Regions from separate parts of the Homo sapiens genome. Here region 2 is linked to region 1. A link is an interaction called in ENCODE POLR2A ChIA-PET data of the cell type or tissue named here. Cell type or tissue: GM12878. All regions are shown on one strand. Each heading gives the region's core, and the rest is flanking DNA. Links, peaks and the distances in the headings are about the cores only.

The links. Peaks named below come from ENCODE experiments on the same cell type or tissue, not always from the same donor. Only the 100,000 strongest peaks of a DNase experiment are listed, where the experiment ranks them.
Region 2: POLR2A ChIA-PET joins it to region 1 with 7 read pairs; 4 of 35 experiments call an interaction of 5 or more read pairs at or near these places.

Annotation. Positions count from the first base shown.
Region 1 is chr5:171,932,214-171,937,599 of GRCh38, reverse strand. The region is part of intron 2 of FBXW11 (F-box and WD repeat domain containing 11); the gene reads left to right. Among named protein-coding and RNA genes, the nearest start is that of FBXW11, 72 kb to the left of the region's middle. In GM12878, for the core only: no CTCF peak of the experiment used is centred there; no DNase peak of the experiment used is centred there.
Region 2 is chr5:171,984,997-171,990,382 of GRCh38, reverse strand. All of the region lies in intron 1 of FBXW11 (F-box and WD repeat domain containing 11), which reads left to right. Among named protein-coding and RNA genes, the nearest start is that of FBXW11, 19 kb to the left of the region's middle. RefSeq lists a silencer at 743-882. In GM12878, for the core only: no CTCF peak of the experiment used is centred there; a DNase peak (open chromatin) is centred at 922; H3K27ac peaks cover 1,281 bases.

The DNA.
Region 1 (5,386 bases), core at 289-5,288:
CCTCCCAAAATGCTGGGATTACAGGTGTGAGCCACTGTATCCGGCCCCCACTGCGTTTTTATAAATAAAGTTTTATTGGAGCACAGCCACACTCATTCACTTACATATCATCTGTGGCTGCTTTCATCCTATAACAGAAGAGTTGAGTAGTTGTGACAAAATCAGTGAGTCCTGCAAAGCTCAAAATATTTACATCTGACCCTTTACAGAAAAAGCTTGCCAACCCTACTCTGGAGTATTTGTGTATTCATGTGCTATGAAAGTATCTTGCTTTTCAGTAGAGAGGCTTATTTATGGTGTATTTTGATGTCTGGTAGGACTGATTCCCCACTTTTCTTTTTTTGTATTTTTTACTGAATACTCATGTAAGTTTGCTTTTGAATATGAACTTGAGTATCATTTTGTCTAGCTCCATAAAGAATTTTCTTGTGGGGTTATTGGGGAAATGTTAAACTTATAAATTAGGGAGAACTGTCATCTTTCGAATGTTGAGTTCTCTTATCCAACAATAGTTATGAAGAAAAGAATAGAGAAACCTGTCAAAGAATTAAATCAGAAAAATGTATCAGGTCAGTGTGGATTCACAGAGAATTCCACCAGACCTTTAAAGAACAAATGGGCCAGAAGCTCTATAAATTGTTCCATAACATTGATTGAAGGAATTGTTCTTCTTTTTCTAGGAATTGCTTTTAGTTTTATTATCTTTTGATCAGAGGCTCTTATTTTCTAATTTTTCTTTTTTATTGAACTTATTTCTTTGTGATCTAATATATGATAAGCTTTCAGAAATTTTTTACACGTGCTGGAAAAGCAAGTTTAGTCTGTGTAAACAGGTTATCATATCCTGTAAGACCTGCCTGCCTTACTGATGCTTATGAATTTTTATTTTTTGTTTTCTTGAGCTGTCTTGTAGTGAGAGTAGTGTGTATAGTGTATTTATATCCATGTCTCTCTGCATTTCTTTTAGTTTGTTTCTGTTCATGATGTGCTTTCTTTGCTCTTTTATTTTTGAAATTTCTTTTTATAGAGAGGTTTGTATTTTTGTTAGTTTTAATTATAATTTTTGTAATGCCTCTATTTCCTGTTTTTTTTTTTTTTTTTGGTGAGACAGGCTCTCACTATGTTGCCCAGGCTGGAGTGCAGTAGCATGATCATAATTCAGTGTAGCCTCAAACTCCTGGGCTCAAGTGATTGGGGCCGCCCGCCTCAGCCTACCAAGTCACTGGGACTACAGGTGCGGGCTACCACATCTGGCTAATTTTTAAATTTTTTTAAGAGATGGGTCTTGCTGTGTTGCCTAGCTGGTCTTGAACTCCTTGGCTCATGGGATCCTCCCATCTTGCCTTCCCAAAGTGTTGGGATTACAGGCATGAGCTACTGCACCTGGCCTGCAGTTTTAAAGTTGTGTTATTTCTTTGTCTGAATATGACATGTGATTCTTCTGTTATCTTCAGACTTGTTTTATTCTTTTTTTTTTTTTTTTTTTTTTTAGATGGAGTCTAGCTCTGCTGCCCAGGCTAGAGTGCAGTGGCACAATCTTGGCTCACTGCAACCTCTGCCTCCCAGGTTCAAGCAGTTCTCCTATCTCAGCCTCCCGAGTAGCTGGGACTACAGGCACCCGCCACCATGCCTGGCTAATTTTTGTATTTTTAGTAGAGATGGGGGTTCACCATATTGGTCAGGCTTGTCTCGAACTCCTGACCTCAGGTGATCAGCCCGCCTTGGCCTCCCAAAGTGCTGAGATTACAGGTGCGAGCCACAACACCTGGCTCAGACTTGTTTATTCTTAGAGCCATAATTGTTTTAAATGTTTACCATTAATTTTTTTGACAATTTTTTGCATCATCTCAGGATTACTCAAGGAAACCTTTACCCTTTATTTTCTAAAATTTTGGAAGATGCTGCTCCACTGATGCCTTGCTTGGTGTGTTGTTTCGAGAAGTTTGATGCCAATCCAATTAATGCTCTTTCTCTTTAAAGGTTTCTTCTTAAATTAAAAAAAAAATTTGGGGTGGGGATTGAAAACATTTTTTCTTTATTTTTAAAGTCTAACAATTGTCTTAGGATATCTCTTGGAGTTTATTGCTGTGGGCCAGTTTCCCCTATTACCTGGAGCCCCTTTCAACATGTAGTTCAGGTTTCCTTTTATCTCTGGAAAGCTTTTTGAATTATCGTTTTTTTTTCTTTTTAAATAACAGCTTTATTGAGACATAACTCAAATATTGTAAATTTACACATTTAAAGTGTACAATTCAGTGATTTTTAGTATAGTCACAGAGTTGTATAACCAGTGCCACAGTCAGTTTAGAACATTTGTATCACCACCAAAAGAAACACGCTACCGGCTGGGCGCGGTGGCTCACGCCTGTAATCCCAGCACTTTGGGAGGCCGAGGTGGGCAGATCACGAGGTCAGGAGATCAAGACCGTCCTGGCTAACACGGTGAAACCCCGTCTCTACTAAAAATACAAAAACAAAATTAGCCAGGCGTGGTGGCAGGCGCCTGTAGTCCCAGCTGCTCGGGAGTCTGAGGCGGGAGAATAGCATGAACCCAGGAGGCGGAGCTTGCAGTGAGATCAAGCCACAGCACTCCAGCCTGGGCTACAGAGCGAGACTCCGTCTCAAAAACAAAACAAAAAACAAACAAAAAAAACCACTGTACCCTTAGGCTGTCATTCCCTATATCCCTCACCCATCCAACCCTAGGAACCGCTTGGATTATAGTTTTAAAGGTTATTTTTATTTTATTTTTTTCTTTAGAAACTCCAATTATATTTAGGTTGGATCTCCTTTGTTTTCCATGTTAACTACTTTCTCACTGCCCATATTGCTTATTTCTTCATCTCATTTTTATTCTCTTGGGTTGTTTTCTTGCTTGTCTTCAATGTTTCCTAATAATTTTCTATTTTTTTTTTTTTTTTTTGAGACAGGGTCACACTCTGTCACCCAGGCTGGAGTAGGGTGGCGCTATCTTGGCTCGCTGCAACCTCTGCCTCCCGGGTTCAAGCAATTCTTGTGCCTCAGCCTCCCAAGTAGCTGTAACTTCAGGTGTGCACCACCACACCTGGCTAATTTTTGTATTTTTAGTGGAGTTGGGGTTTCACCATTTTACCCAGGCTGGTCTTGAACCCTGGCCTCAAGTGATCTGCATGCCTCGGCCCCCAAAGTGCTGGGATTACAAGGCATGAGGCAATGTGCCCAACCTACTTTTCAAATTTTTAAAATTTTCATTTGCTTTATCTGTTTTGGGGGTATTTTAATGTATTCTTGTTTGTTATAATTTTGTTTTTATTTTTTGAGTTAGGTCAATTCTTATTACATTTCTTCTGGTTTTTGGTACATTTCTGTCTTAAGTTTTCAATTTCTGATTCAGTGTTTCAGAGTGTTTTTAAGTAACATCACATGCCTGTTTGATCATATTTAAATCAGTTTGCAGTAGCTCTTTTCAACCAGGTTTCTCAAAAACAGTATGCGCTTACGCACTAAGGCATACATTGTATATAGTGAATTAATGTCTCTCATACATGACAGGAATGGTATTATCTATGTACCATCCTTAGGGAAATTAAGAAAACTGTCTGCAAAATTACTCTCATAAGGGCTTCATGATCTCACAGAACCTTAGTTAAGAAAGGCTTGTTTGGGATGTTGTTTAGTTCTCTCTGTTTTTCCCTCCTTCCCTTACTCCCTGCCTCTTCTTTTATATGTAGGAGTTTAATGAACTTTTCCCTGTATAGTTTTTTTTTTAAATAGATGAAAATTGCATGTGTCTCTACATTTTTTTGAGACAGACCTGGCAGTTTGAGGTAGTTTAAGTTGATAAGATTCCTAGCTTAAGAGCATTCCTTATCAAAGTATTATTTCTTTACTGCATGGCTTCCTTTGCAGGATAAGCAGGTGATGGTGGGAGGAAAGGCTTTGTATCCTTTGGATGTTATTAAAAATTCTTTTCTTGCAGGATCCTAGAATACTTCCTCCTGGGATTCTAGGATCCCTTCTACCCACATACACACACAACCTCTTACAATGTGGGCATCCCATACCACAGGGATACATTTGATGCAATGGATGAGCCTACCTTGACACACCATTATCACCCGAAGTCCATAGCTTATATTAGGATTTATTCTTGGTGTTGTACATTCTTTGGGTTTGGACAGATATAATAACATGTTTCCATCATTGCAGTATCATACAGAATAGTTTCACTGCCCTAAGAATTCTATGTGTGCTTCCTATCCATCCTTCCTGACAATCACTAATTGTTTTAATGTCTCCATAGTTTTGCCTTTCCCAGAATGTCATCTAGTTGGATCACACGGTGTGTAGCCTTTTCATATTGGCTTCTTTCACTTAATAATAGATGTTTAAGTTTCCACCAGGTTTTTTGATGACTTGATGCCTCATTTCATTGGATGACATTCAATTGTCTGGATGTACCACACTTTTTTTTTTTTTTTTTTTTTTTTGAGAGAAGGTCTTGCTTTGTTTCCCAGGCTGGAGTGCAATGGTGTGATTGTGGCTCACTGAAGCCTCAACCTCCTGGGCTTAAGCAATCCTCCCACCTCAGCCTCACAAGTAGCTGGAACAACAGGTGCATTCTACCTTGCCTGACTAAATTTTTTTTTTTTTTTTTTTTTTTTTTGGTAGAGGCAGAGTCTCCCTATGTTGTTCAGTCTGGTCTCAAGTCCTGGGCTGGAGAGTCTCCTGCCTTGGCCTCCCAAAGTGCTGGGATTACATGCATGAGCCACTGTGCCTGGCCCTACCACAGTTTATTCATTCACCTATTGAAGAACATTTTGGCTGCTTCCAAGTTTTAGCAGTTATGTGTAACTGCTGCTATAAACAGCCATGTTAAGGTTTTTCTGTGGATATTAGTTTTCACTTCATTTGGACAAGTAAAAAAGAGGATGAATATTAGATTGTTGGGCAAGAGTATATATAGTTTTGTAAGAAACTGCCAAATTGTCTTCCAAAGTGACTGCACCAGAGTAGGGTGAATATAGTTACAAAAATGTGTTGTACTTTGGTGATGGGAACCCTAAATACCTTGACTTCATCACTACACATTATATACATGTAACAGAATTTCACATCTACCCCATAAATTTGTACAAATTAAAAAAAATAAAGTGGCCTTACTATTTGATATTTCTACCAGCAATGAATGAGAGTTCCTATAGCTCCACATCTTCTCCAGCATTTCATGGTGTTTGCATTTTGGATTTTGGCCATGCTGATAGATGTGTTGTGGTATTTTGTTTTAATTTGTATTTACCTGATGACTTATGAAGAGATGCTCCATATTCCATGTTTATTTGTCATCTGTATATCTTTTCTGGTGAAGTGACTGTTAAGGTTTTTGGCCCATTTTAAAAATTGTGTT
Region 2 (5,386 bases), core at 331-5,330, 53 kb before region 1:
TCTTATTTCCTGACAGTCTCATGGTATTACATGAATTTTAAACTGTTTGCTTTTTAAATTGTTCTTCTCTTTTTCCTCCATTAACTTTTTATTATGAAAAATATCATATACATCTAAGAGTTGAGGTAAAAAAGTATAACATTTATATACTCTCTTGACCTAGATTCAACAATTGTTAACATTTTGTCATATTTGAGTCATTTCTCTGCTACCCCCCTCCCTTCTCTTCCTCTTTCCCCTTCTTCCCTCCTTCCCATTTCTCTCCTTTTCTCCTTCCCTCTCTTACTCTGTCTTTTCCTTCCTCCCTACCTCCCTTTTTTGTTGTTAAAAATTTGAAAGTAAGTTGCAAACATCATAATACTTAACCCCTAAGTTTTCAGCATGTATCTCCTAAAATAAGGATAGTTTCTCTCTCTTTGTCTCAAACCATTACATGCATACACACAACCATATCTCCGTGTATACAACCACATTATATATAATCACATATACTTTATGCATGTGTAACCACAATACTGTTTTCACATCTAAGAAAATTAAAGTAATTCCATAATATAATATCAAGCATCAATTAAATCTAAATTTTCCTAATTGTCTCAAGAATGTCTTTGATACCACTCTCACTTCTTTAAAACAAACAAACCGACAAAACAGGATCCAAACAAAGTACATCCTTTGTATTTGGTTATGTTTCTTGTACTCTTTTTTAAGAACAGTTCCTTTACCCTTTTCCTTCCTTTGCCTGCATTAACTTGTTTGAAGAGACCAGCTCTGGTTGTCTTGTAGGATGTGTAACCTTGTGCATTCATTATTTCCTCGTGGTGTCATTTAACTGGTTTCTCTAGCTCCTCTACTTCCTGTAAACTGGAAGTTAATTGAGATGCATCCAGGTTAAACATTTTGACGAGAATGCTTCATCATAGGTGAAGTGCAGTTCACATTGAGTCATATCAGGAGGCACTTAATGACGGGTTATCCCGTTATGAGCAATGCTAACTTTGATTCCTTGGCGCAGCCAGATCTCTCCATAATGAAGGTAAAATTTTCTCTTCTGCTATTAGAGAGGAATCTATGGGACACTATTTTGGCACCTTGTAAATACCCTGTTTCATTACAGCCTTTCACTCATTGGTTTCATTATCCTGATCCTGAAATCGGTTATTACAATAGGGGTTGCAAAATTGTAGATTTTTTATTTTATTATTTTAAACAGAGTCTCACTCTGTTGCCCAGGCTGGAGTGCAGTGGTGCAATTTCAGTTCACTGCAACCTCCACCTCCTGGGTTCAAGTGATTCTCCTGCCTCAGCCTCCTGAGTAGCTGGAACTACAGGTGCATACCACCACGCCCGGCTAATTTTCATATTTTTAGTAGAGACAGGGTTTTGCCATGTTGGCCAGGCTGGTCTTGAACTCCTGACCTCAGGAGATTCGCCCACCTCGGCCTCCCAAAGTGCTGGGATTACAGGCGTGAGCCACCATGCTGGGCCAAAATTGTAGTATGAATGTATGTGTGTATGTATATATTTATTTATTTATTGAGGTGGAGTCTCGCTCTGTTGCCCGGGCTGGAGTGCAGTGGCGTGATCTCAGCTCACTGCAGCCTCTGCCTCCTGGATTCAAGCAATTCTCCTGCCTCAGCCTCCTGAGTAACTGGGATTACAGGCACCTGCCACCATGCCTGGCTAATTTTTGTATTTTTATTAGAGACAGGATTTTGCTATGTTGGCCAGACTGGTCTCAAACTCCTGACCTCAAGTGATCTGCCTGCCTTGGCCTCCCAAAGTGCTACGATTACAGGCGTGAGCCACCGTGCCAGAATTGTAGTTTTTAAATTGCCACTCCCACAGGCTGCCCCCATTTTTCTTCCTTCCTTTTTTATATCACCATACTCTCCTGGACTTTTATTTATTCAGTGTTAACAATCAATTACAGTCTTTGCTAATGCTCAGATTGTCTCAGGTTTGGCTACTGATAACTTTTTCTAGGTAGCTCCTCCTGTTTCATTTTGACATGACCCCATCACTGTTTTTTTTGTTTGTTTGTTTGTTTTCCCTTGGCTTTTTTGGCACAACAAGATGTCCCAGACTCACCTTATATTTCCATAAGGTGATCAGGAATCAGCCATTTCTCCAAGGCTCTGGTTCTTTTTAGTAAGGAATGGTATTTAGAAACTAAAATCATTGCCATGGGTTGTCATTGCTTCTAGACCCTTTCAGTGGACAGAACTAAGAAATATGTTTAAAAAGAACCGTGAGTTCATGTTATTTCTGATTCAGATGTAATATTAGAGAGACTTTTTTCTGACTCTGTTAGCCTTTTAATTTTCCAAATCTAAGGGACCTTGTCGGTATCATGGCCCCATCAAATTGAGATACACATTGTTACTTAAATAGGCAGATAAATAGTTTCATCCATTCATTATTGAGCATGTACTCTGTTCTAGGTATTGTTTGGGGAATACAGAACAGAATCAAATGCATACCTTGCTTCCAGAAGCTTGTAGTCTTTTACATAAAAAAGTATACCATAGTGTGAAAACTTGTAAGGATCACGGGAAGTAGACAAACAGTGTTGTAGGAGTTAGAAAAGGAAGGAAATTTCATAAGGGATATTTTAAAAACTTACCCTTGGCCGGGCGCGGTAGCTCACGCCCGTAATCCCAGCACTGTGGGAGGCTGAGGTGGGCGGATTACCTGAGGTCAGGAGTTTGAGACCAGACTGACCAACATGGCGAAACCCCGTCTCACTAAAAATACAAAAAAAGTAGCTGGGCATGGTAGTGGGTGCCTGTAATCCCAGCTGCTCGGGAGGCTGAGGCAAAGAGAATCGCTTGAACCCGGGAGGTGGAGGTTGCAGTGAGCTGAGATTGTGCCACTGCACTCCAGCCTGGGCAGTAGAGTGGCACTCCGCCTCAAAAAAACAAACAAACAAAAAAAACCCAAAAAAACTTACCCTTTGAGGCTCGAGCAGAAGTTAGACGTAAACATGGATGTATTGGGATAGTGGAGCTTCATAGCAAAGGGAACCAAGTGAACAACGGTTTGCAGACAGTGGTGTTTGTTGTCTATCTGGGAGACAAGTAAGTAATTCTGTGTATTGCCGGAGTATTGCTTGTGTGGAAGGGAGTATGGGTGATGAATTTGAAAAGGCAGGTTATAACTAAATCTTGAACTTTATCCCGTTAGGTCATTGGTCTCCAACCTTTTTGGCACCAGGGACCAGTTTCCTAGAAGACAGTTTTTCCACAGACCAGGCACGGGGAGTGGGGATGGAACTGTTCCACCTTAGACATCAGGCATTAGCTGGATTCTCTTAAAGAGCATGCAACGTAGATCCCTCACATGCGCAGTTCACAGTAGGGTTCCTGCTTCTGTGAGAATCTAATGCCTGGGCTGATCATCTGACAGGAGGCAGAGCTCAGGTGGTAATGCGAGTGTTAGGGGACAGCTGTAAATACAGATAAAGCTTTGCCTCCTGCTCATCTCCTGCTGTGAGGCCCAGTTCTTAATAGGTCACAGACTGATACCAGTCCACAGCCTGGGGTTGGGGATCCCTGCTTTATGTCATAAGATGCAAGCTAATAACCTGTGGATAGGTAGAGCTTCACAAACATATTTTATGTGGTCCACACGGATTTTTTTTTTCTTTTTTTTTTGAGACGGAGTCTCACTCTGTTGCCCAGGCTGGAGTGCGGTGGCGCCATCTCGGCTCACTGCAACCCTTACTTCCTAGGTTCAAGCGATTCTCCTATCTCAGCCTCCTAAGTAGCTGGGACTACAGGCGCACACCACCATGCCTGGCTAATTTTTGTATTTTTAGCAGAGATGGGGCTTTGCCATGTTGGCCAGGCTGGTCTTGAACTCCTGACCTCAGATGATCCATCCTCCTTGGCCTCCCAAAGTGTTGGGATTACAGGGGTGAGCCACCACACCTGGCCTGGTCCACACGGATTTTATTTATTTATTTATTATTTGTTTTTGAGACAGAGTCTCACTCTGTCACCCAGGCTGGAGTACAATGGTGTGATCTCACTGCAACCTCCACCTCCCAGGTTCAAGTGATTCTTAGGCCTCAGCCTTCTGAGTAGCTGCAACTACAGGTGCATACCACCATGCCCGGCTAATTTTTGTATTTTTAGTAGAGATGGGGTTTCACCATGTTGGCCAGGCTGGTCTCAAACTCCTGGCCTCAAGTGATCCACCTGCCTTGGCCTCCCAAAGTGCTGGTATTATAGATGTGAGCCACCGCTCCTGGCCAGATTTTAAAAATTGGGACATTTCATATGAAAACACTAATTTGTGGTTTTGTTTGAAAATTGGAGCTCAGTAGTAGCTGTCCTTTTGAGTCAGAGCTTGTACTTTCCTGTACGTAACTCCTATGAGACCAATTTCACTTTATCTAATTGGTCATATACATTTTTAATTTTTATTTTTTTGGGTCAGAATCTTGTTCTGCCACCCAGGCTGGAGTACAGTGGTGTGATCATGGCTCATTGCAGCCTTGACCTCCTGGACGTAAGCTATTTTCCTGCCTTAGCCTCCCAAGTAGTTGGGACTGCTGGTGCATGCCACCATGTCTGGCTAAGTTTTAAAATCATATTTTATTTTTCGGTACAGGGTCTTCTTGCTCTGTTCCCCAGACTGAAGTGGTGCAGAGGTGCAGTCATAGCTTACTGCAGCCTCTAATTCCTGGGCTCAAGCCATCCTCCCACCTCAGCCTCCAAGTAGCTGGGACTACAGCAGCATGCCACCATGCCCAGCTAATTTTTTAATTTTTTAATTTTTTTTTTGTAGAGACGAAGTCTTGCTGTGTTGCACAGGCTGGTCTTGAACTGGCTTCAAATGATCCTTATCTCTCAACCTCCTGAAGTGTTAGGATTATAGGTGTGAGCCACTGCATCTGGTCTATTTTTATAATTTTTTTTAGATACTGGGTCTCACTGTTGCCCAGGCTGGTCTCAAACTCCTGGCCTCAAGCAATCTTCCTGCCCAGGCCTCCTGAGCTGTTGGGGTTACAGGTGTGAGCCACATGTAAGTTTTTGAGCGTGTGATCCCTGCCTAGATTGGAGGAGGTATGAGGGTGGTGGATGTGGTTGAGAAGGGAGGTGACTGTGAACATTAGAGCAAGATCTGTGGTTTACAAAGATCACTCCAGTTGTCAGATTAGAGGATGCTTTAGAGCAGGGCAAATTGGAGCAGGGGGACTGATTCATTTACTGTTGGAATGTCCCAGGGAAGGAAAGATGAGATAGTAACAGATGGTATGAAGAGGAGGAAATGAGACATTTTAGATGTAGAGTGGATGACTGTGTTGATAGCTGTGCGTATATGTGTGTTTGTATTGATATGAATGTAAATCAGACTATTAAGAGAGTCCTGTTTCTGA